Regions from separate parts of the Homo sapiens genome. Here regions 2, 3 and 4 are each linked to region 1. The links are chromatin loops, found by intact Hi-C in ENCODE. Cell type or tissue: psoas muscle. All regions are shown on one strand. Links, peaks and the distances in the headings refer to the core of each region. The heading gives the core; the rest is flanking DNA.

Region 1 (7,689 bases), core at 1,434-6,433:
AGAGAGTGATTTAATTGATTTTTTTTTCATTGCAATCTCCATCTCCCAGGCTCAAGTGATTCTCATGCAACAGCCTCCCAAGTAGCTGGGATTACAGGTGTGTACCACCACACCCAGCTAATTTTTGTATTTTCAGTAGAGACAGGGTTTCGTCATATGGGCCAGGCTGTTCTTGAACTCCTGACCCCAGGAAATCTGCCTCAGCCTCCCAAAGTGCTGGGATTACAGGTGTGAGCCACTGCACCCAGGCTGATTGATCTTGATTGTACCCAAGGCATTAGGATGTTTTAAAAGCTCCCCAGTGATTCTAATATGTAACAAAGTTTGAAAGCCTTTAATGTAATTTGCTCCTATATTTCACCTGTACACTGGTATTTGGATCTAAAGACTAGATTAGATTTAGGCTCACTTATTTTGGTATTATTAGCTCATGTAGGAGTACCCCAGATCTCTTGTGGCAGCTTATTAGGAGGAAGTATTTTCTGGTACTTTTGATTTGTGACAATCAATGGCTTCTCTCAGTTTCCTAATTTCCTTCTATTCCCTACCATCCTTTGAACTGTAGAGAGTTGGACTGAGGAATAGAGGTTCAGGAAGACACGGACTTGGAATTGTTTTTCCCTTTGTAACCTCTACCAGCCTTACATTTCTTTTCTTTTCTTTTTCTTTTTTTTTTTTTTTTTGAGGCAGAGTCTTGCTCTGTTGCCAGGCTGGAGTGCAGGTGCAGTGGTGCGATCTTGGCTCATTGCAACCTCCGCCTTCCGGGTTCAAGCGATTCTCCTGCCTCAGCCTCCCAAGTAGCTGAGACTATAGGCGCATGCCATCACGCCCAGCTAATTTTTGTATTTTTAGTAGAGACGGGGTTTCACCATGTTGGCCAGGATGGTCTCGATCTCTTGACCTCATGATGTGCCCACCTCAGCCTCCCAAAGTGTTGGGATTACAGGCGTGAGCCACTGCGCCCAGCCCAGCCTTACATTTTCTAGCCTCTCCATTCCACTGAGTAAAGAGGGACTTACTGACATCCGAGTCCAGTCAAATAATTTTGCAGTCACTCACTTCTAGTTTAAAATCTAGTCCCAGCTGGTTCACAGGAATCTCAGGTTTCCCTTCCCTCTTAGATCAGGCCCAGGTCTCATGGCTTCTGGGATAGGCTCTCTTTCAGAATATCTTACTTTTCCCTCCTAAAATACAGAAATCATCCATTACAAAGTGATGACTCTGACGAAACCTGATGGCTGGTGCTGTTGTTTCTAGATAATACCATACTGAGGAAGGAGTAGATTAGGAAGCAAGAAAATCACTTTGATTTGGGGCATATTGAATTGGATTTGTTTGCAAGATTTCCATATAGGACCGTCTGGGAGGCAGCTCAGGATAGGGATCAGGAGTCTACAGCCTAGAAATAGAAGTTAAAACCTTGCGAGTGATTAAAGATAGTTCTGGGGAAGACTGTGGATAGAGAAAAGAAAAGGTCAAGAACAGAACCACCAGGCCTACTCTTATTTAAAAAAAGAAAGACCAGTGAATTATACTATTAGCCAACATGTATATGGTACTTACCACTGTCATGCCAAGTGTCAGGTTCCAGCCCATACTGAGGTCCGAGGGGAGTTGTTGGATGGGTGGCAGGTAGTTGAAAGAACACTCGGGGCTGTAGGCAGGTAAAATATGATTTTATTCAGCAGCAGCTGCTGCAGCTCTCACACTGTCTGCCTCTGTCTCGGCTGCCTCCTCCGACCGCAGCCCTTCTCAGCAAACGGCTCTGTGGCTCCTGCCGCTCCCACACTTACAGCTGTACTCCTTGGCATGCTTGTTAATTCCTGGCTCACCTCTGTCTGTCTGCAAGATGGCCAGTTCTCTCTTACAGGGTCAGCAGTTTTTCTCTCTCTCTCTGGGCACAAGTCCTATGTACAGTGTCAGCAGGGCAATTATACCATTTACAGACAATAGTGGCTGTAAGCCAAGTATGAGCTTACACAAACAGGTTATATAACAAGTGGAGTGGTGCGCCTGCGTTCCAAACTCGCTGAGTCACGCTGGCCTGCATATCTGCCTCGGCCTATTCTTGACCAAAGCACATCCATTTACCTTACACTCCACCCCCTTGGCCGAGGGAGACATAGGTTTTTGGGTACACAGGCCCAATATATAGGTTTGGCACACAGGCCTGACATATAAACTTTGGGCACCCAGGGCTGATACACACAGGCTTGACACATAAGTCTGACACATAGGCTCTGGGCACACAGGCCCAATGTATACATAGAGGCTTGACACATAAGCCTGACACATAAGCTCTGGGCACTTGGGCCACAGTAATACAGGGAGCAATAATTTCAGGTTATAGTGAGCAATCACTACATGGTGATGTTACCCCAATGTTGCTTTATATATTAATCCAGGGTTTTTGCTTCCCTACCTTTAGGGTGTTGGGGCGGGCAACAACAGGTTACTGTTTGTCCCCATACCTGGTTGGAGGAAGTCATCCTTTCTCTCATAGATCTGGCCACATGGCCTGGCCCTACATGGGTCGGTGACTAGCCACTTCTGTAACTTCTAGGTAGTTAGCCACAAGGTTAAGCCTTGATAAACTGCCCAGCTATCAGTGCAGATTACGTGTCACCTTCTTGGTGATCACCATTTACATTGCCCTGAGTTCAGTTTATTAGCTACTTTGTCCACACCTGGTATCAAACCATAGGGTGTTGGTACTAGGCTGGGCTGCAACAGCAGTCCAGGTAGCAGTAGCACCCTGGCTAGACCTATCTGTGTACCATGCCCCATTGGGAATGCGGGAATGCCCTTCCTTAAAAGGTGAAGGCTCAGGATCTAGGGGTGCCTCAGGTCCCATAACCTTATCTTGCATTAGGACTGTAGGTCCTAAGACTTCCTGTAATTGTGCTTCTAAGGGACTTGAGTTAGCATACTTTGCTGTTCCAAGTAGGCTTAAGCACCCCACTTTACAAAAGTGGATGTCTGTGCCATCCCAGTGTGTGGGTTGTTACCCATGAGCATACCCACCCTGCTATTGGGTAAGTCATGCGCGCGACGACTGTAGCCCATCCTGCCAGGCTGTCACGAGTCTAAAGGGCAGCATATGCAGTTAGTAACTGCTTCTCTGTCGAGGAATACTGGAGCTCAGCTCCCTTCCAAAGTTGGGACCAAAAGTCTACTGGCATTCTAAAGAGCTCTGTGTGATGCCATAAGCCCCAGTCAAAACTATCTGGTCACATGCACATCAAGTTTAAATGGGTGCCCCGATCAGCTACCCATAGGGCTTGTGCCTGCTGAATAGCCTGTTTGGCTGCCAGGAAGGTGGTTTCAGCCGCATCATCCCAATTCCAGGCAAGAGGCTGCGTTGCTGCTTCTAAATCTGCAAGAGAATCAGAGGTTAATATAACATCATTAATAAGATCATGACATATGTTGGGGCTATGCATATATCCCTGCAGCAATACTGTGAAAGTCCATTGTCACCCTCCCACGAAGGCAAAGTGTTCCTGGCTCTCTGGAGCAATGTCGATTAAGAGGAATGCATTGGCCAAGTCCACCACACAGTGGCACCATCCCAGTTCTGTTGTCAAGTGGCCTATCAAATCCATGATAGACGGCACAGCTGCCAAGCCGTGCAAAACATCCACCCACAGCCTGTCCTCAGGCATGGGAGAGACATCCACAGTGCATAAGCAGGGAGCTAAGCGGCCGATGCCGAGGTCCAAAGATACAGGTTTCACTTTCACTGACCAGCTTTCATAACCGTCAATAAATGCAGCTCTGCCCGGAAACTTATTCAGGTTTAGGGACCAGTGGCTTGCCGAGTCCACATATTGCCTTTGGTTGTCCGGTGTCCCCCCAAGCCTGGCACCTGGGTCAGTTCCCAATCAAACAGGAAAGACTTTACATTTCTGCCTGACTGCAGCAGGTAATCTTTGAGCTGGAACGCTCCGGCGGGACCTAGTTGCCCAGCAATGTCCTTTTCCCGAATGACTTGCACTAAGTCTATATACAACTGCCATCTACTGACAGTTTCTGGTATTTCACCGGCATCAGACCACACTGTAATTAAAGAAGCCAGCTTTTCCATCTCAGAGGGGGAGCAGGAAATGGATCAGCTCCTTTGTCCCGGAGAGACAGAATTCAGGCAGGGAGTCTCCCCCAAATGCTGCTGGCACTGCTTGCCTAACTCCCACAACTCAGTGGGGGGTACAAGCACTATAAGAAGTGTGCTTCACTATGGTAGGGGGTCTCTAGGCCCACCCTTGGGGCCCAGTGGCTGTTCATGCTCTATTTTCTGGCAGACCACTGGGTGAGCCTGTAATGGAGGTTCGTCCTCCTCCCTGCACTGCGTCCAGCAGGGACTGGGCATGCCCTTCCAGCAGCACAGTCACAAATGCCCATCTGACTCTGTTGGCAAAGGCACACTCCTTCTCGGTCCTGTGCATTTCCAGGTGCTTCAGCACCTTCTCCACACTCGTGGAGGGCCTGTCCACTGCCGCCCATGTTTCCACCAGAGCCCATCCTTGCAGCACGGCTGCCACTGGGTGCCACAGCTCATGCTGTGGCTGCATAGCCGCTCCGGGAGCCTGGGGGCTGAAGACCCACTCACCTCATCTTGCTCACTATGCCAAATGTCAGGTTAGAGCCCCAGCTGAGGTCCAAGGGGAGTGGGTGGATGGGGGGCAGGGAGCTGGAAGAACACTCGAGAGACAGCAGGTAGATGGGACATGGCTTTACTCAGCAGCTCTTTCACAGTGTCAGTGCCACATTTATACACCTCACAAACAGTAGTATCTTAGAGCCAGGTGATGAGCCTCCCCAGATTATGGCTACATAACTGTGATTATATAATGCACGGAATTGTGTGCGTGCGCTCCAATCCTGCTGAGTCATGCAGGATGTTTACCTCGGCCTATGCCTGCTTCGCTGCAGCACAGCCATGTTCCTTACAACCACACACCAGGCACTGTTCTAAGAGTTTTATACACTCACTTACTTAATGCTTACAATGGCCCTATCTGCTATCACTATCCCTATTACAGATAAGGAGAGGGAGGCACAGAGCTAGTAGGTAGTAAAGCCAGGATTTTGACGACCTCAGGAAACCTGGCTTCAGAACACTTAACCAGATTATGATGGGAGCTGAGAAGAACCAGGAAGGAGGAAAGCAGGAGAAAGCAAGATCCTTGAAGTAAGGACAAGTGAGTTTTTGGAAGTGGACAGTATCCTCAGCCCAGTTGCCTGAGAAGAGGCCATGGAAAATGGGAATTGAGGGAAGCACCTTTGGTTCCTTCTGCATGCGAAATCTTAGTGGTCTTGGCAGTTGCAGCCTACAGTGTGTGGAAGGCTTAGTGGGAGGTGAGGACTAGAATCAGGGACTAAGGACTTTCTTTCAAGAAGTTCAGTCTTGAAGGGGAAGAAAGAAAGTGGCAGATTGAGGAGGTGGCAAAGACCAGGGGCAGCCTATGCTCTCTCCAGGGGAAGGGCTTGGTGATGTTTTCGGCTGCCTTGATGTTTCTGAGAGAAACTGAAGGGCCTTCAGCCCAAAGATCCGAAGAGCCTGCAGAAATCCTTCTTTCAGCTGAATTTTAATGTGAATGTTATGCCAGTTTTTTGGGCAAGCCTCACTTCAGATATAATTGAGGGTCTCACTAGCAGGCAGCCAAGGTTTAATTCAGTTCTATTTCTTTTGGTCCAGGGCCTTCTGTCTTTTCTTTCTTCTTCCCCTTACTACAGTACCTTGACCACAGATAAGACCTGGTACAGCCATCCTTCACTATCTGTGGGGGATTCATTCCGGGATCCCCAATGATACCAAAATTTGTGGATGCTCAAGTCTTACATAAAATGGCATATAGTATTTTCCTATAACCTACACACATCCTCCTGTATGTTTTTTTTAAGAGATGGAGTCTCTGCACTGTTGCCTAGGCTGGAGTACAGAGGCACAATCATAGCTTACTGCATCCTTGAACTCCTGGGCTCAGGTGATCCTCCTGCCTCTTCCTCCTGAGTAGCTGGGACTGCAGTAGTGCGGCACCAGGCTCAACTTCTCTTGTACACTTTAAATCATCTCTAGATTACTTATAAACCAAATACAATGTAAATGTTTTGTAAACACTTTTTATATTGTATTTTTATTTGTATTTTTTAATTGTTGTTTTTGTTATTTTTTTTTCCCAGATATTTTCCAGCTGTGGTTGGTTGAATCTCTCAATGCAGAACCCACAGATATAGAATCAACTGTATTAGTTTTCTATTGCTGTATAACATTTACCTCAAATTTATCAGCTTAAAACAAAATCTGGGCTGCGCGCAGTGGCTCATGTGTTTAATCCCAGCACTTTGGGAGGCCGAGGCAGATCTTTTGAGGTCAGGAGTTCGAGATCAGCCTGGCCAACATGGTGAAACCCCAGCTCTACTAAAAATACAAAAATTAGCTGGGCATGGTGGTGCACACCTATAATCCCAGCTTCTTGGGAGGCTGAGGCAGAAGAATCTTTTGAACATGGGAGGTGGAGGTTGCAGCAAGCCGAGATCATGCCACTGCACTCCAGTCTGGGTGACAGGGCAAGACTCTGTCTCAAAACAAACAAATAAGAAAAAAAAAAAAAAAAAAAAAAAAATCAGCTTATTTGTTCCAGTTCTATAGGTCAGAAGGCCAGGCAGGCTCAGCTGAGTTCAATATTAGGGTCTTCCCAGGCCAAAGCCAAGGTGTTGGTAGGGCTGGGCTATTATCTGGAGGCTCTGAGAGGAATCTACTTATGAGGTCATTGAGGTTGTCAGTAGAATTCAGCTCTTTGGGATCAGTCCAGTCAGTCTGGACTTGCTATCTCATATTGAAAGTCCTGAGGATTAGGGCAGGAAATCATTAGGGTCATCTTAGAATTTAGACAACCACAGACCTGGTTGGTAATGGGATAACTCTGAGCAAGTCACTGAGAGGAGCTTCCTAGAGAGTCCAGGAAGTGCCCTGGATCCTCACCAATTTCAGTTTTTTTCCTGATTAGTCAGGGGCTTGGGGGTGTCCAGGATCACTCCAGGACATCCTTTGGGAACCTTACTATGGGATTCAGGTTTGGGGTGGTGTAGAGGATTAAGCTGCAGAACCACTGAACATGGAGAAATTTCTGCAGCAGTTCCCCAGAGATGTCTCTGGGCTCCTGGGCAGGAGAGAAGGGACTACTTGCAAGTTTACTGGTTAATAATGATTTCCCACCTTTCAGGGATCTTCTGCAGAAATAGCGCTGGAAGCTAGAGTGAGGCCTGAGTACTGCCTTGGCCTAGGATGGCTAGAGAATTAAGTGAAAGCACAGCCCTGGATGCCCAGTCTACAGAAGACCAGATGGAGCTTCTGGTCATAAAGGTGGAGGAAGAAGAAGCCGGTTTTCCCAGTAGCCCAGATCTGGGTTCTGAGGGCTCCCGCGAGCGCTTCCGAGGCTTCCGCTACCCGGAGGCTGCAGGCCCCCGCGAGGCGCTGAGTCGGCTCCGAGAGCTCTGCCGACAGTGGCTGCAGCCTGAGATGCACAGCAAGGAGCAGATCCTGGAGCTGCTGGTGCTGGAGCAGTTCCTGACCATCCTGCCGGGGAATCTGCAGAGCTGGGTGCGGGAGCAGCATCCAGAGAGCGGGGAGGAGGTGGTGGTGCTATTGGAGTATTTGGAGAGGCAGCTGGATGAGCCGGCGCCGCA
Region 2 (7,689 bases), core at 1,089-6,088, 100 kb before region 1:
CAAAAAATTAGCAGGTGTAGTGGCATGGGCCTGTGCTCCCAGCTACTCAGGAGGCTGAGGTGGGAGGATTGCTTGAGCCTGGGAGACAGGTTGCAGTGAGACAAGGTCTCACCACTGCACTCCAGCCTGGATAACAGAGTGAGACCCCCATCTCAAAAAAAAAAAAAAAAAAGAAAAAAGAAAAAGAAAAACTAGGAGGAGTCAAATAAGGCTGGGTCCAGAAAGGAGGCAATGGAAGACTGGAAGACTGCTTAAATAGAACTTGCTCAGACTCAGAAGCAGAAGAAACCTTAGGTTTCCCTACAATAAGTCAATTTGCAAGGGGCAGAAAATAAGTTGGTTTAGGCCAGAAACTCTGCTGAGAAATAAAGATTGCATGTTGGATGGCATGTCCAAGTGTTGTATGTCTTAGGAATCGGCCCAGATGTTCACAGCAGATGAGGAACAGCATGGAACACACAGCTGCTTCCTATTAAGTGATTTTCACTCTTCTAGTCACAGGCTTTACAGGGTTTAGATTTACACTCTTCTATTTGCAGCAGTCCTACTATCTCTGGAATGTTCTGGCTGGCTTTACAAATTCTGCCTTATTTTCTTCATAGCACTTAACAATATCTAAAATTATATTATTAATTTATTTTCTATCCTCCCTGCTAGAATGTAAGCTCCATCAAAGCAAGAATTCTGTCTTATTGGTGGCTCTCTCCCCAGTGCCTACAACACTGGCTACCATAGATGAAGGCTCCCTAAATATATCTAATGAATGGAGATCACCATGTTGTTTAAAAAACCGATTCTTTCTAGACATCAATTTTAATAAAATCAGATTTACTATGTCCTAGTTTGGTTAGGAAAGTTTTTCACCATTGTTTGAAATTTCTCTTAGTCTCAGTCTTAAAATACAGCTCTCTGTGATGAGTATATAAAGTAACTGTAAATGGATCTTTTAGGTGATCCTTAAATGAAATTGGATGAAGTCTATAGAATTCATACAACCCAGAAGAGAATACTCACCTCTATCGTGTAAGGGCTGGGATCCCAGAGATTCATGCTTGAACAGAGCCTTCATTGGCTGGCACTGGCTACTTTGAGACCCTTGAGTTTGTGTCAATAGTGCCATCTTGCAACAGAGCAGTTCTTGCCCCTGGTCACCAACGGGAACCTAGAAGTCACGATTTTTAGTTATCTACCCAACATTTCTATGTTTTCCATGTGCAAGTGATTTCTATTTTCTAGGCACTGTTTCTACAAGCCTTATGATATTAACACAATTAATATAGATAACAACCCTGTGAGCTATTATTTTGGATTTTTATGATAAGTTGCTGAAAACGGAGATGTGGCCCGGATCCTCTCTCCTGAGTGGACAGCATTTTTTTTGTTGTTGTTGGTTTTTTTGTTTTTTTTTTTTTGAGACGGAATTTCACTCTTGTTGCTCAGGCTGGAATGCAATGGCATGATCTCACCTCACCGCAACTTCCGCCTCCGGGGTTCAAGCAATTCTCCTGCCTCAGCCTCCCTAGTAGCTGGGATTACAGCCATGTGCCACCACGCCCGGCTAATGTTTTGTACTTTTAGTAGAGACCGGGTTTCTCCATGTTGGTCAGGCTGGTCTCGAACTCCCGACCTCAGGTGATCCGCCCACCTCAGCCTCCCAAAGTGCTGGGATTACAGGCGTGAGCCACTGCACCCAGCCAAGGGTGGACAGTGTTTAAGCAGCTTGCCCATGTCACCCAGCTAATAAGTGGAAATGCTAGGATGGGAGCTCAGACAGAATGACTCCAGATCCCGTGTTCTTACCATTACTCTAGGCTCCCTCATTATATACATCTGTGTGTTTACGAAAACCCTTTGGACACTGGTGCTAAATTCTCAATACTAATATATTTTCTAATCTGAAAAATGAGGATAATAATTTCTACTTTATGAGGTTTTGGAGACCAGTAAATAAGATCACAGTATGTGACATCACCTAACACAGGGCCTGGCACATAGTTATGTCCTCATTAAAAGCAGGTTTCCTTCCAGACATTGATAGTTAAATTACAGTTTTCAAGTTACTGTCTCACGTGCAGCTCAGAATTTCCCACATATTTTATGAAGAATGAAGCTAAGAGATTTGCAATGACTTCCCACTGCTACAGGGCTTGCGTGCAATAGACCTAAGTCAAGAACCTTGGTATCCAGCTCACCAGTTAGAAGATTTGGCCACACAGGTCCTCTGAAGTTGTGTGCACAGGGACACAGGACGATGCAAAGAGGAAACAGTCCCTCATAAAACAGGGAAGAACATGGAGGTAAAAATAGGCCCACTTTCTACCAGAGGTTCATAACCAGTGGTCCATGGACTTTCTCCCAAGTGGTCCATGAACTTAGAAAGGACAAAAACTAATCTTATTTTTACTGGTCTTTAAGAGAGAGTTAACATTTCCTTCAATTATGAATGGAAGCAACAAATCAAGGTAGCATAAGCAGTACCCAGGACTTTGTCACCAACAAAACCTGCACGTTTTCACACCACATTACAACCAGGCAAATAGATGCTTATCGCCATTTTGAAATTGCCAATTATAAGCCCTGTCCCTAGGTCTTATTATTTAGTGCAGTAATAAAAATCCACATATATGACTTTAATACAAATTTAATTCTTTGCTAACTGTATGTCAATATAGTTGTGTTCTTTTGTAATCCTTTATAGTTTCTTTATATATTTAAAAATATAATTCTGAGAAGGAGTCCAGGGACTTCACCTTACTGCCAAGGAGGTTCACAGTACAAAAAGAGATGAAGAACTCCTGGACCTTAAAGGAATGCCCCTCGCTCCGATCTGGGATTTCAGGAGGAAACAGACCACAGCGCTCAGATACTAAACCTGTTCTTTCTACCTGCGGCGCCGGCTCATCCAGCTGCCTCTCCAAATACTCCAATAGCACCACCACCTCCTCCCCGCTCTCTGGATGCTGCTCCCGCACCCAGCTCTGCAGATTCCCCGGCAGGATGGTCAGGAACTGCTCCAGCACCAGCAGCTCCAGGATCTGCTCCTTGCTGTGCATCTCAGGCTGCAGCCATTGTCCGCAGAGTTCTCGGAGCCGGCTCAACGCCTCGCGGGGGCCCGCAGCCTCCGGGTAGCGGAAGCCTCGGAAGCGCTGGCGGGAGCGTTCGGGGCCCCGAGCAGGGCTGCAGGGTGCTCTCACCTCCGCCGTCAAGGCGGAGGCTTCCTCCTTCTCCACCTTCACGGTCAGGAGCCCCGTCTGGTCTTCTGCAGACTGGGCGTCCAGGGCTGCGTTTTTTCTCGGTTCTCTAGCCATTCTGACCCAAGGCAGTACTCGGGTCTCACTCTAGTTGCGACCTGTATATCTTCAGAGGATTCTGGAAGGGTGGTAAATTTTCCAGTAGAACTGCAAGTGGTCCCCCTCCTGTCATGCCCAGGGGCCCAGGACACCCCCTGAGGCGCAGCTGCACAGATCTCTCTTATAGTCCGTGCCTTTGCAGGGTCGTCCTCTGCACCCCACTCTGAATCCCACAGTAAGTATCACCAAAGGATGTCTTTGGGAGTGAAAGTGATCACTCTCCAGACATAGGAGGGAAGTTGAGGCTGGGGCACAGGAAGTCTCGATGGGAACTAAGGCCACTTCCTGGGCGCTCTAGGAAGCTTCTCTCGGTGGTTGTCTCCGAATTAACCCATTAGCTACCCTGTCCTTACCTCCACGCAAGGGAAGGCAGTTAAGGGATAGAGAAGGAAAGGATGACAGACCTTGGATCATAAGAAATAGGACTGAGCCTTTAAATCCTGGAAGGATGCCGCTGCGGCTCATATTTCTTTCCTATGTAAAGCTTGCTTAAGCAGCTGGCATAAAATTGACACTAAAATTGAGCTGGAAAGCAGGGGTTCCCCAGAGCCCCAAGAACCCTGGCAGGGGGACCTTTAGTCTCTCTCAGAAACATCAAAGCAGCAGAACACATCACCAGGCACTTGCCTGGAGCGAGCAGTGGCTGCCCTTGGTCCTTCCCCACTCACCCCCTTAATCTGTCACTTTTTTTCCTCCTCCTTAAGGCCAGACTACTCCTCCCGACCCTGACTGTAGCCCTCACCTCCCACTAATCCTCAACACACTGTCCCACTCCCCCACTCACCACTTTGCACATTCCATGGCTGCTTCTCTGGCAATCAGGCTTATGCTGCTCTCCACCTCCAGAAACTCTCTAGTCTCTGGCTTCAGGGACCCCATTCTCTTCTGCTTTCTTCCTTCCTGTTTCTTCCCAGCCCCCAATCACAGTCAAGCACAGTGGCTAGATACGCAGGTAGCCAGGTTACCTGTGTAATCCTGGCTTACCCTCCCTGTGCCCGACTTTTCCAATCTGTAAATAGGGAAAGTAATAGTAGATAGGGATGTTGTAGGCATTACTAGGGATTAGATAATGTTGTGAGCACTCTTGTGTAAAGTGCTTAGAACAGTGCCTGGCATGTGATAAACTAGGCCTATCCTATAATAGAAGAAAGCCCTGAGAATTCTTTGAACTAGATGGGACTCGATTTTAAGCCATAATTGACTGTAAGTTATTTGACTGGACACTTCAGTAAGCCCCTTTCTGCCCAGTGGAATGGAGAAGCTACAAAATGCAAGTTCAGTAGTTTATGAGGGGAAAAAATATCATGTCAGTACTTTCTTGAGTTTTTCTTTCTTTGCCTATGCCTCTACATTCCAAGGATTAAGAAATAACATAACTTAAGAAAATGAGAAGTCCCAAAGACTGTTGCAAATGAAAAATACTACAAAATATCTTTCTCTTGATGAGCTACCACAGAAGGTAGGGGGCACTGCCCATGAAGTATCCTTATAAGTGAACTTGAATCTAAGTACTTTTCTAGATCCAAATATTTACAGAAATAAGTTAAGTTAGCAGTTTTCACACTCTGTGTCACACAGAATCACTGGGGAGCTTTTAAAACATCCTGATACCTAGGCTGCAACCAAGATCAATTAAATCAGAATGTCACAGGATGGGACTCAGGCATTAATAACATTTTTTGGTTGTTTTTGTTTGTTTTGCGACAGAGTCTTGCTGTGTCACCCAGGGCTGGAGTGCAGTGGCGCAATCTTGGCTCACTGAAACCTCCACTTCCTGGGTTCAAGTGATTCTAGTGCCTCAGCCACCCGAGTAGCTGGGATTACAGACATGCGTCACCATGCTGGTCTCAAACTCCTGGCCTCAAGTGATCTGCCCACCTCAGCCTCCCAAAGTGCTGGGATTACAGGTGTGAGCCACCACGCCTGGCCAACTTTCCTAGGTGATTCCAACATGCAGGTGAGTTTGAGAGTTAAGGAATTAAATGACACTTTAAAAAATCAATCAGCCAAATCCAACATGTGGGACATTCTATAGAACAGAATGATGCAGGACAAGTGAGCCCCAAAATTAGGGCTTAGCTCAAAAGGATGCTTTGCTTCGCCCAGGGAAGAGTTCAAGGGCAAGCCAGTGGTATTAGGCAGCAACTTTTATTGAAGTGTCAGTGTACAGCAGCAGCAGAGGTACTGCTCCTTACAGAGCAGGGCTACCCCCTAGGCAGTGTGCTCAGACTAGCAGCTCAAAAGCAGTTCTGCAGTCACATTTATACCTACATTTAATTATATGCAAATTAAGCACCAGATTATGCAGAAATTTCTAGAAAAGGGGTATTACCTTCTGAGTCACTTGGTCATGGCCATGGAAAGGGGTGGCAACTTCCCTGTGTTGCCATGGCAATGGTAACTGACATTGCACACTGGTGGGTATGTCTGGTGGAGAGGTGATACTGCCTCTTCCCTCTTTTAGCTAGTCCTCAATTTGGTCAGGTGTTGGAGCCCCACTTCTGGAGTTGAATTCTGCCTCCTACCTCATTCCTCCCTCAGGGATTAGATATGCCTTCTTAATTTTAAGCAGGCTGCAGAAGGGCAGTGGTCCATCTTCTGTAACTGCTTCCTGCTTAGTTTATGGGCATAGGCCCTGCCTAGCACTGGAAGAGTAAAAATCTCTGGATACCATATCTAAAGGCGGGATGCTTTTATTTTCTGGGTCAGTAGATGGGATGGGTTGGAAGCCCTGCGACGGCATTTTCTTTATCTGGAACTGTTGTAATTTAGAAGACACAGATTTTATAAAGACGTTAAACAAGCAAGGGCCAAAGATTAGTAATAACAAGATGGCTATTAAAGGTCCTAGGAGAGATAAAAACTAGGTGAGACTTTGTATGGCACTTCTGATAATTGACCAGATATAGTTGGGTTCAGTGCCCTGATTATAGATATGTAACCCGGTATCTTGCTTATAGATCTTGTGAATGTTAAATTCAACCTGTTCAGAGTTGTTACTACATGTGCAGCAGGTTTTATTAATAATTGCACAGACTCCATCTTGTTTGGCTAGTAAATAACCTATACATTTGGGCTGGCAAGTCAGGGGCTCTTCTCTGGGCATTCCAGACACCCATCTTGTGACACTATTTCAGGATGGGTAACCCTCAGGGGTCAGGGGACTTAAAGCATTTGCTAATAATTGCACTTTTTGGCTATTGTTAAATCTCTTTTGCCCTGTCCCTATTGTTGTAAACTTTAAAGGCCATATTTAAATGGCTCATAGGGGTTTGAGGTCCTATTGCTGCTTTTTATAGCTTTCTCCTAGGATAAGGGGCAGATTGAGTAATAAAATGCATACCTAGGAGAGCTTGTCCTTTTTGGGAGTCTGAGTCTGCATTAGTATATGTCCTGAGTGTTTCACCAAAATGACCCTGAAATAGAGTGGGATTTTCTCATTTTCCCTGAGTTATTTCTTTAACCTTGTCATAAATGACTGGCTTAACCACACAATTTTTCCTTACCTTTTTTCTTTTCATGGCACAGCAAGCAAATGACAATACTTGCAAGTCATGACAAGTTAAAGAATATGGTAAAATGTATAAGCCTTTTTTTTTGATTCTCTGAAAACTGGCCAAATTTTTCCTTGTATAAAGCCAAATTAGAGATAGACAATGCCCCATGTACTCTAAGTGTTCCTCCATTTCCATCAGCTACCTCCTGCAATGGACATAGGTTTGACTTTAGGGGCTTATATGGGGCCCTACTCCTGGTGGTCCTGGTTGGGCTTACTTTTTTGGGCCCTGGGGGGTAAAGGCTGGGGGTAGTTGGATAAGGGAAAGGGGTGCCTGATGACCTTGAGTTAGAATCCTTCATTAGAAAACTAATGGGACTACTCTCAGAATAGGATTAAGGAGACTTCAGACAGGGCATAGGATGATATTGTGATTATGAAGGAAAATGTCCTTTTTATGCATTCATGACTGAAATAGTTAGAGGTGAAGCATCATAATGTCTGCAATTTTCTTTCAATTGAGTAAGAAACCAAATCGTAACAACTAGTGAATCTAGGTAAATGATATATGGGTGTTTGAACTTTTCTGTAGGTTTGAAAGTTTTTAAAATAAAAATTGGGAGCTGGGCATGGTGGCTTATGCCTGTAATGCTAGCACTTTCTGAGGCTGAGGTCAGAGGGTCACTTGAGCCCAGGAGTTCAAGACCAGCCTGGGCAACATCTGTCTAGAGACAGGGTCTAGTTCTACAAAAAATCAAAAATCAGTTGAGCATGGTGGCACACAGCTGTGGTCCCAGCTACTCAGGAGGCTCAAATGGAAGGACCACTTAAGCCCAGGAGGTC
Region 3 (7,689 bases), core at 1,570-6,569, 89 kb before region 1:
CTTTTAAATTTTAGTAGATATTGCAACACCACCTTCTATGTTTACACACTCACCAACATCATCACCAATATTGTATTTTCAAACCTTTTGATCTTTCCCAATCTAAGGTGAAAATGGCATTTTATTTGTATTTATTATTAAAAGTAAGATAGAGCATCCTTTCATAGATGTATTTACGAGTCTTTTGAAATTCTTTTGTGTGTATGTGAACTGCTCCTCTGATAACCTTTGTCCACTCTTCTATAGCGTTGTTGGTCTTTTTTCTTAACTGGTCATAAAAACTCTTTAATAAATTAGATCTTTATCAAATATCTTGCAAATATATCTCCGTGTTATTTACCTTTGACTTGTTTTTCTGAGAGACACTTGACTGTAATGCCCGTTAAAGCCTAAAAAGGTTTTCTAACAGTGGCCAAACAAATATCTTTATCTTTCTCGCTTGGAAGAAGATGCAGCTGAGAAACTGACTTCTAAGTAAGCCAAGGTAAGATCGGTGAGCTTCTTTCCCAGAAAGATAAAATACACACCATGCAACAAATAGTATGTCTAATGCCTACAGTGGAATACTCATGATAGCTTTTTTGCTGTAGTTATGCTTAACTTGCCATTTAATGTTGCTATTAGAGAGGGACTTGGCCAATAAATCTGCCTTAAAAGAGATTTCAAGAGTTGGAATATGACTGCAGATCACTGTTGTCTCAGGGGAGCTAATAAAAAGGGTTACAACTTTTCCTTTGAAGTAGTTTTGCCCAGAGTATGTAGCTATGGATTGTGAAATAGAAGAAAAACAGTATAACGAAAATTTTGTATTACGTTTACATTTCAAGAAACCATCAGAATCACTTTATTATTTCACTCTGCTCAAGCAGGAAGTTGAACAGATCAAATAACTTGTCTTAGCCACTAGAGTTACACTGAGTTTTATTCAGTGCTGAGAAACAGCCTAAGAAAGCAAACTAGTGAGGCTGTGCTGATTTACAATTGATACATTTTATGAAATAGCATTAATGTTCTCACAGACCATCATTATATGACTTTGTGGAATTATCAAAAGTAGTGTTTCACAAAATATAAAAATCTCCCACTGGCATAAGGGGTCTAATGTGTATTTCATGTTTGTTTGTTTTAAAGTTCTGTAGCACAAGGGAAGGTGTTTCTTAACCTTAGCCACCAGCAATTTAGGGAGTAAGAAATCATACATTTAGCAAAATTGCTCTTTTTATTCTTAGCCTAACGAATTCAGCTAGACTTTAATCTGAATTTATGGGGGATATGTCTAAGATTTCACCATCAAATATAAGGGAGGTTTTTGGTATATTTGAGATGTATTTATTTTTGCCTTATAAAGGAATCATCCATCTATTTATTTTTTATTAGGAGTTTCTGCTTTTAGTCAGAAATATATGTTGAGTTTTATGAAATGACATTGTAGCATTTGTGGAGATTATATGATTTTTCTTTATCAGCCTAATATGGGTGACTTAAAGTTATAGGTTCCTAATATTAAGCTATAAATTTGTTAGATTCATTTGTAGGCTTTGATTGTTTAGAACGATCACTGGACAAATAACTTATTTTAAAACTCAGAGTAATGAATGAGACCTTGCTGTATACGTATAAGAAGCAGAGAGAAGAGCAGGAAGCATCATTACCAGAAGATAAGAACTGTAAATCTTATGCTGGAGCATGGTGACATGACTCATAATGCGATAGCATCTCTACTGATAATATGGAAAAGAAAGTTCTTATCTTGAATATCGTATGAATGGACCTGGCAGAAACATGATCACTATAGTTTACAAAAATAAGGATAATCCTGGAAAATGAAAACCTCAAGTTTGAAAATTGATTTGTATTTTAGTATTTTGTCTCTCCTGGTGATAACAGTGTTTTGAGTTATTCTCACCTTATCTACCCCTACCCCTCCCAAAAGGTACAAACAGACTGTTTAAATGAAAAATGCACACCTTGAAAATTTAAAAAAACTCTTCTTTGTCTAGCTACTTTAAAGGTTTTGATTTTCATGGGATATCCAGTGCAATGGCAATAATCTCAGCCTTGACAATAAAAGTGACAGATTTAAGAAACTAGTCATAGTAGGGAATTTTAGAGGGGGAGTAAATAGGATATAGTATTTACTTTCTATTTAAATTAAATTTTCTTTATGTTTATCCCTTATATAATTTTTGAAAAGGTCCTTTTCTAGATATTAAAAAATAAGATATATGAGTTTTCCTCTCAAGAAAGAATATTGACTTCTAATTAGTAACACATATTGACTAGATTTGTTGGCCTTATGAAAAGTTTTAAAGTAAACATATTTAATTTTTACTTTAAAAATATGCTTTCAAAGATACATTCAGACACTTAAGAAGAAAAGATAACTGCTTGTGATAATGAAACTGGTTGTTTTTTTTCTGTTATGATAATTTCAATGCTTGAAACACTGAATAAATTACACGTCAGTACAATGTTTTGTATATTTAATGATATTTCAAAGCTTCTGTCAACTGATCAGTTAAACACAAAAGTTTGTTCAGATTTTTTAAAGGTTTTTTTTTCTTTCTTCCAACTTTTGTTTTAGGTTCAGTGGGTACATGTGCAGGTATGTTACATGAATAAAGTGCATACTGCTGGGGTTTGGTGTACAAATGATTTTGTCACCAAAGTGGTAGCATAGTACCTTATAGGTAACTTTTCAATCTTCACCTTCCTCTCACCCTCCACCCTCAAGAAGTCCTTGTGTCTGTTGTTCCCATTTGTGTTCATGTTTACTGAATGTTTAGCACCCACTTATAAGTAAGAACATGCAGTATTTGGTTTTCTGTTCCTGTGTTAATTGGCTTAGGATAAATGGCCTCCAGCTGCATCCATGTTGCTGCAAAGGACATGATCTCATTCTTTTAGCTGCATGATATTCCATGGTGTTATGTACCACATTTTCTTTTTCCAGTCCACCACTGATGGGCATCTAGGTTGATTCCATGTTTCTGCTATTGTGAAAAGTGCTGTGATGAACATACACATGCATGGTCTTTATGGTAGAACAGTATATTCCTCTGGGTATATACCCAATAATGGAATTGCTGGGTCAAATGAGAGCTCTGTTTTAAGTTCCTTAAGAAATTTCCAAATTGCTTTCCACAGTGGCAGAACTAATTTACATTCCCACTAGCAATGTATAAGCATTCAAAGAGTTTATCTTATTCAAAAACTATAAAAACCCAGTTTGTGATACTGTGGGCAAGAGAGACTATTTCTGTTCTCTGTTGTAGAATTTATTTTGATAAAGTGATATCTGTTGCTTTTATTCCCCCTGAAACTTACATTGATTGCAAAGTGTTGTTGATTTATTTTCTCTCACAGTAATAGCCCTAATTTCTTCTTACCTTAAACCTTTCAATCCAAACGTATGTCCATTGTTTAGTTTAATTTTCGAAATACTTTGACAATTATTTTTGCCATTGTGTTTGATGAATTTCTAAATTGCGAAAAATGGCGAAGTATGTGTGTTTTATTTATGTGAGCAAAGTGAAAATGTTGGCTGTTTGTGATAACACTCAACGGAGCTGGCCTGTTTTTACATGAATAAAATAAACATCCACTTTAAAATGAGAAAACAAAAACAAAAACAGAAACAAAAAAAAAACCCCAACAATCTTAGCTCACAACGAAATGACCCTCCCAGCCGTCCTCAGCAGGCAGCACCCATGTTAGTCTCCTTCTGCGATGCCTAAGCGGCAGCACCATCGAGCCAAGGTCCTCCAGCGTTCCTAGAGCGGAGAAGAAAGCGCTCCGAAGAGCTAGAGCTGACACTCGGCGATGAGCTAAGACGCTGTTTCAGAGCGTTTGGGTCCTCTGAGGCCCCTTGACCAGGTGAGCGGACCCTGGAGCTGGGCCCCGGGCTGGGGCGGAACTGCGGCCTAGGGGCCTAGGGAGCAGCTGCTTCCCGGCGGGTGCAGAGAATCTTCCCTCGACCGAGGGGGCGGGGTCCGTAGCGGAGGTGTCGGCCCTGGGGCCTATGAGAGTGATGAAGCTGTGGATCTGGTAAACAGAGTACAACCTTCTGCTGCATATTTTTCATCCATTCAGCGCAATTTTAAGTAGATATTAAAGGTAGGCGCCACCGAGAAGGTAATATTTGAGCAGAAATCTGAAGGAGGTGGGTGGAAAGACCTAAGTGGCTTTTGCGGTCAGGAACTTTCTAGGTAGAGGGAATAGCAAGTGCAAAGGTCTTAAAGCAGGAGCTTGCTTGGCATATTTGAGGAATAACGGGGAGACCAGAGCGGTTGGAGCAGTGAACAAAGGCGACCTTTGTAGGGAATGATGTCAGAGAGATTGGGGTATGGAGAGGAAGAGTGTAGAGGAAATGAGAACTGTATCGTGTAAGGAATTTTGTCTTTTTTTGGTGTGTGTTTTTGGAGGATTTTGAGCAGAAGAAAACATGATCTGACTTATGTTTTAAAGCTTCTTTACTTGGAGACTCATGATGATAATAGATTGTAAGTGGGCAAGAATGGAATCAAGAAAACTTAAAAGTTAAGAGTAATTTTTTAAAATTCCAAGTAATTCAGGTGGGAGATAAGGATATCTTGAGCCAGTGATCAGATTATGATCTGCTTTGAAAATAGAGACAATAATATTTGCTACTGGGTCAGATGTAGGGTGTGACAGTAAGAAGGCAAATATAAATCCAAGGTTTTGGGCCTGTGGGTGCAAGAGATACTGGAGAAAAGATCTGAGGTTTAGCTTTGGTACCTCGTGTAAGTTCTTCAACTCTCCCCGTCTCAATTTCCTTCTCTGCACGAAGAAATTAGGAATAGTGTCTTCTTTATAGGGTTGTGTGAGGGTTAAATAATTAATATATGTGAAACATGTAGTATAGTTGTCCTGGCTCATTGTTTTATTATGCTGAGACATGAAGTGTGAGTGGGCATTAACAAGAAGAAAATTGGAGGGTTGGAGGGTGGTCCAAGCAGAAGGAATAAGCTGTGGAAGGGCCAAGGAGCAAGAAGGAGTATTGCAAATTTGATGAAATAAAGTACTTTATTAGATCAAAAAACAATGTAAACCATATTAAATGTTTTGAACTTGATCCTAAGGGTAATAATCAGCCATTATATGTAACAGGCATAGCAGGGACATAATAATATTTCATATCCTCCTTAGAATGATCACTGTTTGCGTGTGGAAAATAGATTGGTGTCTCAGACCAGTCTGTTTGTCACAGTGGTCTAGGTAGGAGAAGACAATGGCAAAGGGGATGAGAAGTGGATTGATTTGAGAGATATTTAAGCAATAGAATCAATAGAACTTGATTGATCAGATACATGAGATATGAAAGGAGGAAGGAATGGTCAGTTTTCTGGCTCAAATAGCTGGGTAGATGGAGCTCCTCCCAAAACAGTTTATCAAATTATTTATTATATATTGTGTTTGATATATTTAATCACATTATAGAAATGAACTCACCACTAATTCAGCCTCATACCCAGCCAGGCACGGTGGCTCATGCCTGTAATCCCAGCACTTCGGGAGGCTGAGGACGGTGGATCACTTGAGGTCAGGAATTCGAGACCAGCTTGGCCAACATGGTGAAACACTGTCTCTGCTAAAATTACAAAAATTAGCTGGGTGTCATGGCAGGCATTTGTAATCCCAGCTATTCGGGAGGCTGAGGGAGGAGAATCACTTGAACCCGGGAGGCGGAGGTTGCAGTAAGCCAAGATTGCGCTGCTGTACTCCAGCCTGGGCAACAGAGGCAGACTCCATTTCAAAGAAAAAAAAAAAACACATCATACCCTATATATACATATCAACATCATACCACATGTTTATTTATATACCAATACTGATATAGATACCAGTATATATATATGTATGTGGCATAGATATATACTGATATGGGTATAGATATCTCTATAGATATAATAATATGAATACAGGTATATATAAAAAATACGAATACAGGTATATATACCTAAACAATAATACGAATTATGTATATATATACATATGCCTGTATTTGTGTCATTATTTGTATAACTAGGGTATCTATATCGGTAAAGATAGGTAGAGATCTAGAAAGAGATTTACTATAGGGAATTAGCATAGGTCATTATGGAGGCTGGCAAGTCTCAGTATCTTCAGAGTGAGTTTTCAGGCTGGAGACCCAGGAGAGCAAATGGTTTAGTTCCAGCTCAAGCCCAAAGGCCTGAGAACCAGGAGAGCTGATGGTGTAGTTCCTGTCTGAAGGCCATAGGCTTGAGATTCAGTAAGAGCTGTTTTAGTTCCAAGTCTGATGGCAAGAAAAAAGCTGATGATTCAGTTTGAAGCATTTTAGACAGGAAGAATTCTCTTACTCAGGGATGAGTCAGCCTTTTTGTTCTAGTCAGACTTTTAACTGCTTGGATGAGGCCCACCAACATTATGGAGGGCAGTCTGTTTTAGTCAACAGTCTACCAATTTAAATGTTAATCTCATTCCAAAAACACCCTCACAGAAACATCCAGAATAATGTTTGACCAAATATCTGAGCACCCTGTGGCCAGTTAAGTTGACACATAAAATTAACCATTACAATACCAATCTTTTATTTTCTGGCTAATAATCATCACTTTTTTTGAGACAGAGTCTCACTCTGTCGCCCAGGCTGGAGTGCAGTGGTGTGATCTCAGCTCACTGCAACCTCCACCTCCTGGGTTCAAGTGATTCTCCTGCCTTAGCCTCCCGAGTAGCTAGGACTACAGGCGTGTGCCACCACACCCGGCTCATTTTTTGTATTTTTAGTAGACACGGGGTTTCACTGATAATCATCACTTTCTTGGACTTTTTTACTTATATTAAGAATACTAGGAATTGGCTTTTTAAAGTTTAAGTTCATTTTGACTAAGAAAAATAATTATCAGCTGGGAAATGTTAACTATATACACATTCAGGAATATATAACAGCAAACTGTTTGGAGGCTAAGCCACTGATTAAGTGAGCCTTCTCCCGTTCTCCCACTTACCGCATGCACATTGATTCAAAGGCATGTGTCAGCAGCTGACAGATGGTGTTTCACTGATCTATAGGGATACTCAAGCATAGTCAAAATCAAGAATGCTAAATCCCCACATACCAAGGGCCTGCCCCAAAGGATGGTAGGGAATTGTCTGAGTTCATTTTTGACATGTTGGATTTGAGAGGCTTCTGTAGGGTATCCTGGTCCCAAATAGGCAGAAGGAAATTCAGGTCTGACACTTGAGATATCTGACCTGAAGAATAAGGAAATCATCAGCATAAGGACAGTAATTGAAGTCACAAAAATACTTATACTCTACATTAGCCCTTTCTAGTTTCTGCCCTATCTTTCTTGTTCCATTCAATGTATTACTTTTTTGAAATTTGTCATTTATGCTCACTCTCCATTTTCTCATTTCCTATGGCAGGCTAGCTATTCTCACTACCAAAATTACCTTCACAGAGGTCACTAATGACATCTTTGTTTTTGAATCAAGTGTCTATGCCAGGTCTTAGATTAATTCACCATCTTATAGCATTTCACACTCTTGAACACTGTGCTCATATCATTTCCCTTATAAATCAGTGAATTCCTTCTGTTCTTTAGAATTATCTCATTTACCTCAAAACTTCTGTGAATTAGGTATTATCTTCATTTTACAAATGAGTAAACTAAGTCCAAAAGG
Region 4 (7,689 bases), core at 955-5,954, 1.2 Mb before region 1:
TTCGAGCCTATCTTATTCTGGTGGTCCACTATTAACAAAAATGTAGACTGGATAAATTATATATACTACAATCAGGAGCAATTTGTCAATTATACCAGAGATGCCATAAAAGGAATAGCTGAACAGTTAGACCCAACGAGCCAGATGGCCTGGGAAACTAGAATAGCCCTTGACATGATGTTAGCTGAAAAGGGCAGACTTTGTGTCATGATCGGGGTCCAGTGTTGTACTTTTTTATTCCTAATAATACAGCCCCTGACGGGACAATCACAAAAGCCTTGCAAGGCCTTACCACCCTAGCAAGTGAATTAGCGGAAAACTCTGGAATAGACGACCCCTTTATGGGCCTGATGGAAAGGTGGTTTGGAAAATGGAAAGGACTCATGACCTCAGTCTTTACCTTCCTTGCGATTGTTACAGATGTACTCATCCTTGTGAGCTGCTGTATCATACCTTGTATTCGTGGGTTAACCCAAAGGCTCATAGAAGCAGCTCTTACAAAAACCTCCCTCACCTTTCCCCCTCTGTATTCAGATAAGCTCTTGCTCTTAGATAATCAAGAAGAACAAAAAAAAAAAAAACAAATCCTGTTGAAGAAATTTGAAGAGGAAGAACTATAAAACAGAAGAGGGGAAATGGTTGGGACAACTAAGTTGCTCTTCAAAGACTCAACTTTCTGGTCATAAGTTGTAAAAGTTGTAAATCAATCCTACCCCCCGCTCCCCCCCGCCCCACCTCTTCTTTTCACAAATGGTGGGTTTACCCTATTTGGAAAAGTTTAAGTTTTAGCCAGTCAGGATCAGCTTAGATTGTGCAGTCCAACCCCAGCCAACAGGGGAAGAACATAGAAACAGGAACTGCGTTAGTATTAAAAACTCCTTCCCGCTTTTGTTCGTTGTGCTCTTGCGATTGTAACAGGTGCAAGCAGCACTCTTCTGCAGAAGTAAAGGTGTCTTGCTGAGGAATTTTCTGTCTAAGCGTGAGTTTCTTTGGGCTACAATGAGCACTTGTTTCCAACGATAGGGAGGAGGCGGTAAATATCTGCCCTTGCGAGGGTTCCTTTCAGGCCAGGGCCTGATCCACCCGTGGGCAGTGGTAAACCCATAGAGGAGCCAGCAGAGCCCCGGAGTCACCCCGTGCCTGCTGTCTTGTGGACCCTACAATTCTCCCATTTCTTTTATACTTTTCTACTCCTTTGATTCATCCGAAGTTATTGACTCATTTACTCTCTCTCTCTCTGTCTATATACAGGTATGTATCTCATACTTGAAGGACATTTTTTCCCTTTTTTTGTTTTGTTTTTGAGAAAGGAGAGCCATATCTTTCGATGAGCCAGGTCAACTATTTACTTATTTTTGTTTTGTAATTTGTAAATTTTGTTTTTAATTTAAAGATAGGCACAAGATTGGCTGGCGCGGTGGCTCACGCCTGTAATCCCAGTACTTTGGGAGGCCGCGGCGGGGAGATCACGAGGTCAGGAGATCAAGACCATCCTGGCCAACGTGGTGAAACCCTGTCTCTATAAAATACAAACAAAATTAGCCAAGCGTGGTGGCACGCACCTATAGTCCCAGCTTCTCGGGAGGCTGACGGAGGAGAATGGTGTGAACTCGGGAAGCCGAGGTTGCAGTGAGCTGAGATTGCGCCACTGCACTCCAGCCTGGGCAACAGAGCGGGACTCCATCTCAAACAAACAAACAAAAAAAGATAGACACAAGATCATGTTTCTTATCTTTAGCACACTTCATTAACTCTGTTTCTGCATCTACCATGTGAAATAGTAGTTGTCTTTATTTGCTTTGTTGACTAGTAGAAATTTGATGGAAGATGAATGGTAAAACCAAAATTATTTTTTTACTACAGTACTTCTCGGTGGTACCTTCTCTTCTCTTTGTGCTTTACTGCCCCTCCTGCAGCTTTCCAAACCCTGAGAGATTGAGCTCTGCTGACCCAACAGGGTGTCAGCTGTTTGGGTTGCTGGACATTCTCTTGAAGATACATTGGGAAAAAGGCTTATGGGGCCATAAACTGGCAATAAAAATATGGGAGAGTAAGTTGTGGAAAGCCACAAGAGGCCTCTGAAGAGGAAAGCCTTCTTATCGCCATTATGTTCCCATGCTCTGAGTGCAACCTGCTCTCTTATCTATAAACACTGTGTTCAAGAAGAAAGACACTCCTTTGAAGCGTTGGAATGTAGACAGACGTGCAGGCTCCTAGTTAAGCCCGCTCCCACTAGCTACTCTCCAATAAGTTAAAGATACGCTGTTTGGGCACAAAGGAGATTCATTTAAACCGCTATTGCTATAGATTACGCCTGTAACACGCTGCCTCCCTTTCACCATTTCGCCCTAAATGTCTGCTTTTTGGATCTAAGTGATTGTACTCAATAAATAGTGTGGAGACCAGAGCTGGGCGCCTTTTGCAGCCTCCATTTTGCAATTGGCCCCCTGGCCCCCACTCTTTATACACTCTTAACCTGTCTCTTCTCATTCCTTTGTCGCCACCGGACTTTAGGTACCCTAAGGGTGGTATTGAGGCTGGTCCCCAACATTCTGGTGCCCAACGTGGGGCTCGAAAGAATCTGATGAAGGAATGCTCGAGCGTGTGAAACGGAGGGCTGATGGACGAAGGACTCCCGAGGACGAAAAAGTTTTTAAGCTCTGCAGGTAAGCAGGGCACTTGGAGAAAGCCAGGGACACAATGGGGAAAACTGAAAGTAAGTACACCACGTATTTGAGCTTGCTAGGGCGGCTGTTGAAGCGTGATGGCGTAAAAGTTGGTACAAAAAATCGTATGAATTAATTTCATGCTGTAGAACAATTTTGCCCTTGGTTCCCTGAACAGGGAACTTTGAAATTAAGAGATTGGGAAAGAGTTGGAAAGGACCTTTAAAAAGCACGTAGAGAAGGAAAGGAAATTCGTTTGCCTGTTTGGTCAGTTTGGTCATTGGTGCGTGCCGCACTGGAGCCATTTCAGACAAATGATGAGGCTGAGTCAGAGGAGGAGAAGGAGGAGTTTGATAATCAGGACTCTGAAACGCCTCTACCGAGTACTAGCCAAAAGGAGAGTCCGGAAGTAATTTATGCCAATCCCCCCAGTCTTCCTAAACCTATTCAGAAACTCATTCAGCTCAGGGTTCCTCAAGAGGAATGTCCGGAATGGCCACCTCCTCCTCAGCCGAGTGAGTGCAGGCGGAGGGAGCCTGAGACTCCGCTGCCGAGACTCGGCTGGCCGCGCTCATTATTGCCCGACCCGCAGTTCATTATGGAGAGGGGGTAATTCAGGTTCGCCCTGCAGTTCATTACAGTGAAGGAGCAATTTCCCTTAAAATGGATGACCCAGCGCCCTGTCTGGGTCGAACAGTGGCCTAAGGAAAAATTGGGGGCGCTTTATGAAATAGTTAAAGAACTACTAGAAAAAGGATATATTTCACCCACTTTCTCTCCTTAGAATTCCCCAATAGTTGTAATTAAGAAAAAGTCCGGTAGATGGCACATGCTGACCGACTTGCGAGTGGCCAACGCTGTAATTCAACCGATGGGAGCCTTACAACCTGGGCTCCCATCCCCCACTATGCTCCTTAAAGACTGGCTGCTCATTATTATAGATTTAAAAGACTGCCTTGTTTTACAATTCTTTTAGCAGAGGCAGATTTCGAAAAATTTGCCTTTACTGTCCCTGCCATTAAAAACAAAGAACCTGCAGCCAGATATCATTAGAAGGTTTTACTCCGGGGTATGTTAAACAGTCCCACAATCTGTCAAACTTTTGTAGGCAGAACTATCCAGCCTGTTAGAGATCAATTTCCAGATGTGTGCAGCAAAAAATAGAGATCAACCTATTCAATGTTATTCATCTTTACAAAAGGCAATTACAAACGCTGAATTGCGTATAGCACCTGACAAAATTCAAACAACCACTCCTTTTCAGTATTTGGGGATGCAAGTACAGGATACAGCCATTAAGCCTCAAAAGGTTCAAATTTAAAAAGATTATTTAAAAACCTTAAATGATTTTCAAAAATTGTTAGGAGATATTAATTGGATTCGGCCCACCTTAGGAATTCCTACTTATGCTATGTCTAATCTCTTCTCAATATTGAGGGGAAATTCCAACTTACAAAGTAACAGAGAACTAACACCGAGGCCATAAAAGAGTTAAAAGTAATTGAAGACAAAAATTCAACAAGCCCAGGTCAGTAAGATTGACTCAGACTCGCCTTTACAATTCATTGTGTTCCCTACTTCACATTCCCCAATGGGGGTTACTGTTCAAAATAATGATTTAGTTAAATGGTCTTTTTTTGCCACATAATACCATAAAAACACTCACAGTATATTTAGATCAGATGGCAATTCTAATTGGACAGGCTCGTCACGAATTGTTAAACTTTGTGGCACTGAGCCCAATAAGATTATAATTCCAATAAATAAAAATCAGGTAAAACAGGCATTTATTAACTCAGTTACATGGCAAGTTAATTTAACAGAATTTGTTGAATGTATTGATAATCATTATCCTAAAAATAAAATTTTCCAGTTTTTAAAATTAACTACATGGGTTCTTCCAAAAATTCCTTGTGATGCTCCTTTGGAAGGAGCTGTGACTGTTTTTACTGGTGGGTCTAGTAAACATTAAAAAAAGCGACAGTCTGGTGGAGACCACATAATCCAATCACTCGATCTGAATTTACTAACATTCAAAAAGCTAAGGTTATTCTGTTTAATTATTAAAGAACTTTTACAGCCTTAAGTTCGCTCTGGAGCCCAGTCTGTGTGTTCTTTTTCTTCAACTTCAGCAATTGCTAAACCAAGATACACATCCTATTTTTATTACACACATTCGAGCTCACAGCTCTCTGCCTGGCCCATTGGCTTACGGCAATAATCAAGCAGACCTTCAGGTTATGACATCACTGCTTGACCAAGTCACCCAATCACATCAATTTTCCCACCAAAATTGAAAAACTTATCTAAATAATTTCAACTTACACAGAGGCTGGCTAAGCAAATTATCCTACAATGCCCAGATTACCAGCTCACAAGCACGTCCCCTCCTTCAACAGGTGTTAACCCTAGAGGATTAGAACCTAATCCATTGTGGCAAACAGATGTTAAACACATCCCTAAATTTTGGAAACTAAGATATGTACATATATCCATTGTTACCAACATTCATCTAATTATTACACATTAAAAAAATAAAAGAAAAAAGTAAAGAAAAAAGACTAAAAGAGACAAAAATCAAAACAAGATGCAAAAAAAAAAAAAAAAGACTGTGAAAAAAACGAAGTAGAGGCCGGGAGCGGTGGCTCACGCCTGTAATCCCAGCACTTTGGGAGGCCGAGGTGGGTGGATCACGAGGTCAGGAGATCGAGACCACGGTGAAACCCCGTCTCTACTAAAAGTACAAAAAATTAGCCGGGCGCGGTGGCGGGCGCCTGTAGTCCCAGCTACTCAGGAGGCTGAGGCAGGGGAATGGCGTGAACCCGGGAGGCAGAGCTTGCAGTGAGCCAAGATCGCGCCACTGCGCTCCAGCCTGGACGACACAGCAAGACTCCATCTCAAAAAAAAAAAAAAAAAGTGGAAAAAGGGAAAAAAAATCGGCTGGGCGCGGCGGCTCATGCCTGTAATACCAGCACTTTGGGAGCCCAAGGCGGGCAGATCATGAGGTCAGAAGATCGAGATCATCCTGGCTAACATGGTGAAACCCCCGTCTCTACCAAAAATACAAAAAATTAGCCAGGCATGGTGGCAGGCGCCTGTAGTCCCATCTACTTGGGAGGCTGAGCCAGGAGAATGGCGTGAACCCAGGAGGCAGAGGTTGCAGTGAGCCGAGATCGTGCCACTGCACTCCAGACTGGGCGACAGAGCGAGACTCCATCTCAAAACAAACAAAAAAAACTAAGAAAGTTATAAAAATGTACCTTTAGTAAAAAAAAGTTATAAAACAAAAATTTAAGACATGTTAAAAATTGTCTGTGAAAGTCGTGAAAAATGTTATTAAAAAATTTATGCAAAAAAGGTTGTATAATTTTTGTTTCAAAGGTCTAAGCAGGCCGGGCGCCAGTGGCTGACGCCTGTAATCCCAGCACTTTGGGAGGCCGAGGCAGGCGGATCACGAGGTCATGAGATCGAGACCATCCCGGCTAACACGGTGAAACCCCGTCTCTATTAAAATACAAAAAAAATTAGCCAGACGTGGTGGCGGGCGCCTGCAGTCCCAGTTACTAGGGAGGCTGAGGCAGGAGAATGGCATGAACCCGGGAGGCGGAGCTTGCAGTGAGCCGAGATCGTGCCACTGCACTCCAGCCTGGGCGACAGAGTGAGACTCCATCTCAAAAAAAAAAATTAAAAAATAAAAATAAAGGTCTAAGCAAGTTTTAAAATGATAATTGTAAAAAATTATGTGTGTAAACACATTTGCTAAAGTTAAAAAGGTATCATCCACTTTTTCTATAAACTAAACATTAAAATAAAACACAAGTTTTTCTGTTTTTTTATTTTTATTGTTTTTTGAGACAGAGTAGCTGGGACTACAGGCGCCCGCCACCATGCCCAACTACATTTTTTTGTATTTTTAGTAGAGACGGGTTTCACCGTGTTAGCCAGGATGGTCTCGATCTCCTGACCTCGTGATCTGCCCGCCTCGGCCTCCCAAAGTGCTGGGATTACAGGTGTGAGCCACTGCGCCCAGCCCACGAGTTTTTCTTAAAACACTAACCTGCTCTTTAAAGATTGTAAAAAGTCTCTTAGCGCAGGCACCACCCCTAAAATTTCTAGTATCAGCCTAAAGACTATGTCCTCATCAAAGGATGAAAAGAAGAAAAAAAAATTCAAGCAAGCCTAAAAAAGACTCTACAGAAATTGCAGCCTCAACAATGTGACTTCCACAAACAACACAGGCCCCAGACATTACGCTGAAAAAACAGAAGACTAAGCCAAATAATTTATTCGTTTTTAATTATCTCATTTTGCCTACTACCTATACCTGCTACACTCTATTAAGCTCATATCTTAAATCTGCCTTTCTTCTGCCCTGTTACTTTAAAAAACACCCCCTTCTCAGCTTCTAATAACATAACTGCTTGGCTAAAATAAATTAACATACCCCGAGTGGGGTTCCTCATTAATAACATATAGTGAACTAAGATGCCAAGTAACACTACAGGTCACTTTTTGACCGGAAAAAAATGTTGCTAATTATACTCAGGTTTGTCTTCTGTTATTTACTAATGCTAGGATGCAAAGCTGAAATAAGAGCAGTGAACTCCTCACCTGAAAAACCTGTGGCTACAACAGACCGAAATTATACCTATTGGGCAGATGTCCCATTTCCATCTTTAATTAGGCCTGTCACTTGGTTGGAACCCCCGGTTGAGGTTTATGTTAATGATAGTGTTTGGATACCTAAGCCTACAGATACTCATAGGCCCTCTCACACAAAAGAGAAAAAAATGTTAATAAATGTGTCCATAGGTTATTAGTTCCCCCCTCTTTGCCTAGGGCTGGCTATCAGTTGCCTAAAAGGCTACTGACAACATTGGCTAGTTAAAATTCCAGGTCATAATCAAAGACCAGTATCCTATCATTTATTGTCTGGATAGAGCCTGGATCATTCACAGAGTTTGGTTCAATTGAAACAGTTTAAGCCCAAAAAAAAGAGGTGTCAACAACCTCCACAATGGTC

Evidence for each region. Hi-C counts contacts between places; a loop is a spot of excess contacts. Peaks named below come from ENCODE experiments on the same cell type or tissue, not always from the same donor. Only the 100,000 strongest peaks of a DNase experiment are listed, where the experiment ranks them.
Region 2: it touches region 1 in a loop (3-fold over the local background); 61 of 110 quality-filtered maps call a loop at or near these places.
Region 3: it touches region 1 in a loop (3.0-fold over the local background); 62 of 110 quality-filtered maps call a loop at or near these places.
Region 4: a loop joins it to region 1, with 5 times the contacts of the local background. A loop is called at or near these places in 9 of 110 quality-filtered maps.

What each region holds. Positions count from the first base shown.
Region 1 is chr6:28,352,299-28,359,987 of GRCh38, forward strand. ZKSCAN3 (zinc finger with KRAB and SCAN domains 3) reads left to right here. Exons shown (of 6, transcript NM_024493.4): 2 at 7,227-7,689. The coding sequence starts at 7,289. It also overlaps a transcript of ZSCAN31 not described here. Among named protein-coding and RNA genes, the nearest start is that of ZKSCAN3, 6.2 kb to the left of the region's middle. RefSeq lists enhancers at 1,790-2,289, 3,767-3,836, 4,116-5,020. In psoas muscle, for the core only: a CTCF peak has its summit at 4,036 (motif pointing left); DNase peaks (open chromatin) are centred at 2,033, 3,623 and 3,953; H3K4me3 peaks cover 2,102 bases; H3K27ac peaks cover 3,165 bases.
Region 2 is chr6:28,248,673-28,256,361 of GRCh38, forward strand. ZKSCAN4 (zinc finger with KRAB and SCAN domains 4) reads right to left here and starts at 3,597. Exons shown (of 5, transcript NM_019110.5): 1 at 2,886-3,597; 2 at 1,015-1,162. The coding sequence starts at 3,308. RefSeq lists enhancers at 3,156-3,225, 3,356-3,405. In psoas muscle, for the core only: no CTCF peak of the experiment used is centred there; a DNase peak (open chromatin) is centred at 3,629; H3K4me3 peaks cover 2,576 bases; H3K27ac peaks cover 927 bases.
Region 3 is chr6:28,263,338-28,271,026 of GRCh38, forward strand. It overlaps ZSCAN26 (zinc finger and SCAN domain containing 26), which reads left to right and starts at 3,806. Exons shown (of 4, transcript NM_001023560.4): 1 at 3,806-3,876. RefSeq lists enhancers at 3,644-3,703, 3,848-4,412. In psoas muscle, for the core only: no CTCF peak of the experiment used is centred there; a DNase peak (open chromatin) is centred at 3,764; H3K4me3 peaks cover 2,343 bases; H3K27ac peaks cover 1,519 bases.
Region 4 is chr6:27,185,521-27,193,209 of GRCh38, forward strand. No RefSeq gene overlaps it. Among named protein-coding and RNA genes, the nearest start is that of TRI-AAT5-2, 12 kb to the left of the region's middle. RefSeq lists a cis regulatory region at 2,822-3,708 and an enhancer at 2,917-3,482. In psoas muscle, for the core only: a CTCF peak has its summit at 3,476 (motif pointing right); DNase peaks (open chromatin) are centred at 2,961, 3,231 and 3,471; H3K4me3 peaks cover 1,588 bases; H3K27ac peaks cover 580 bases.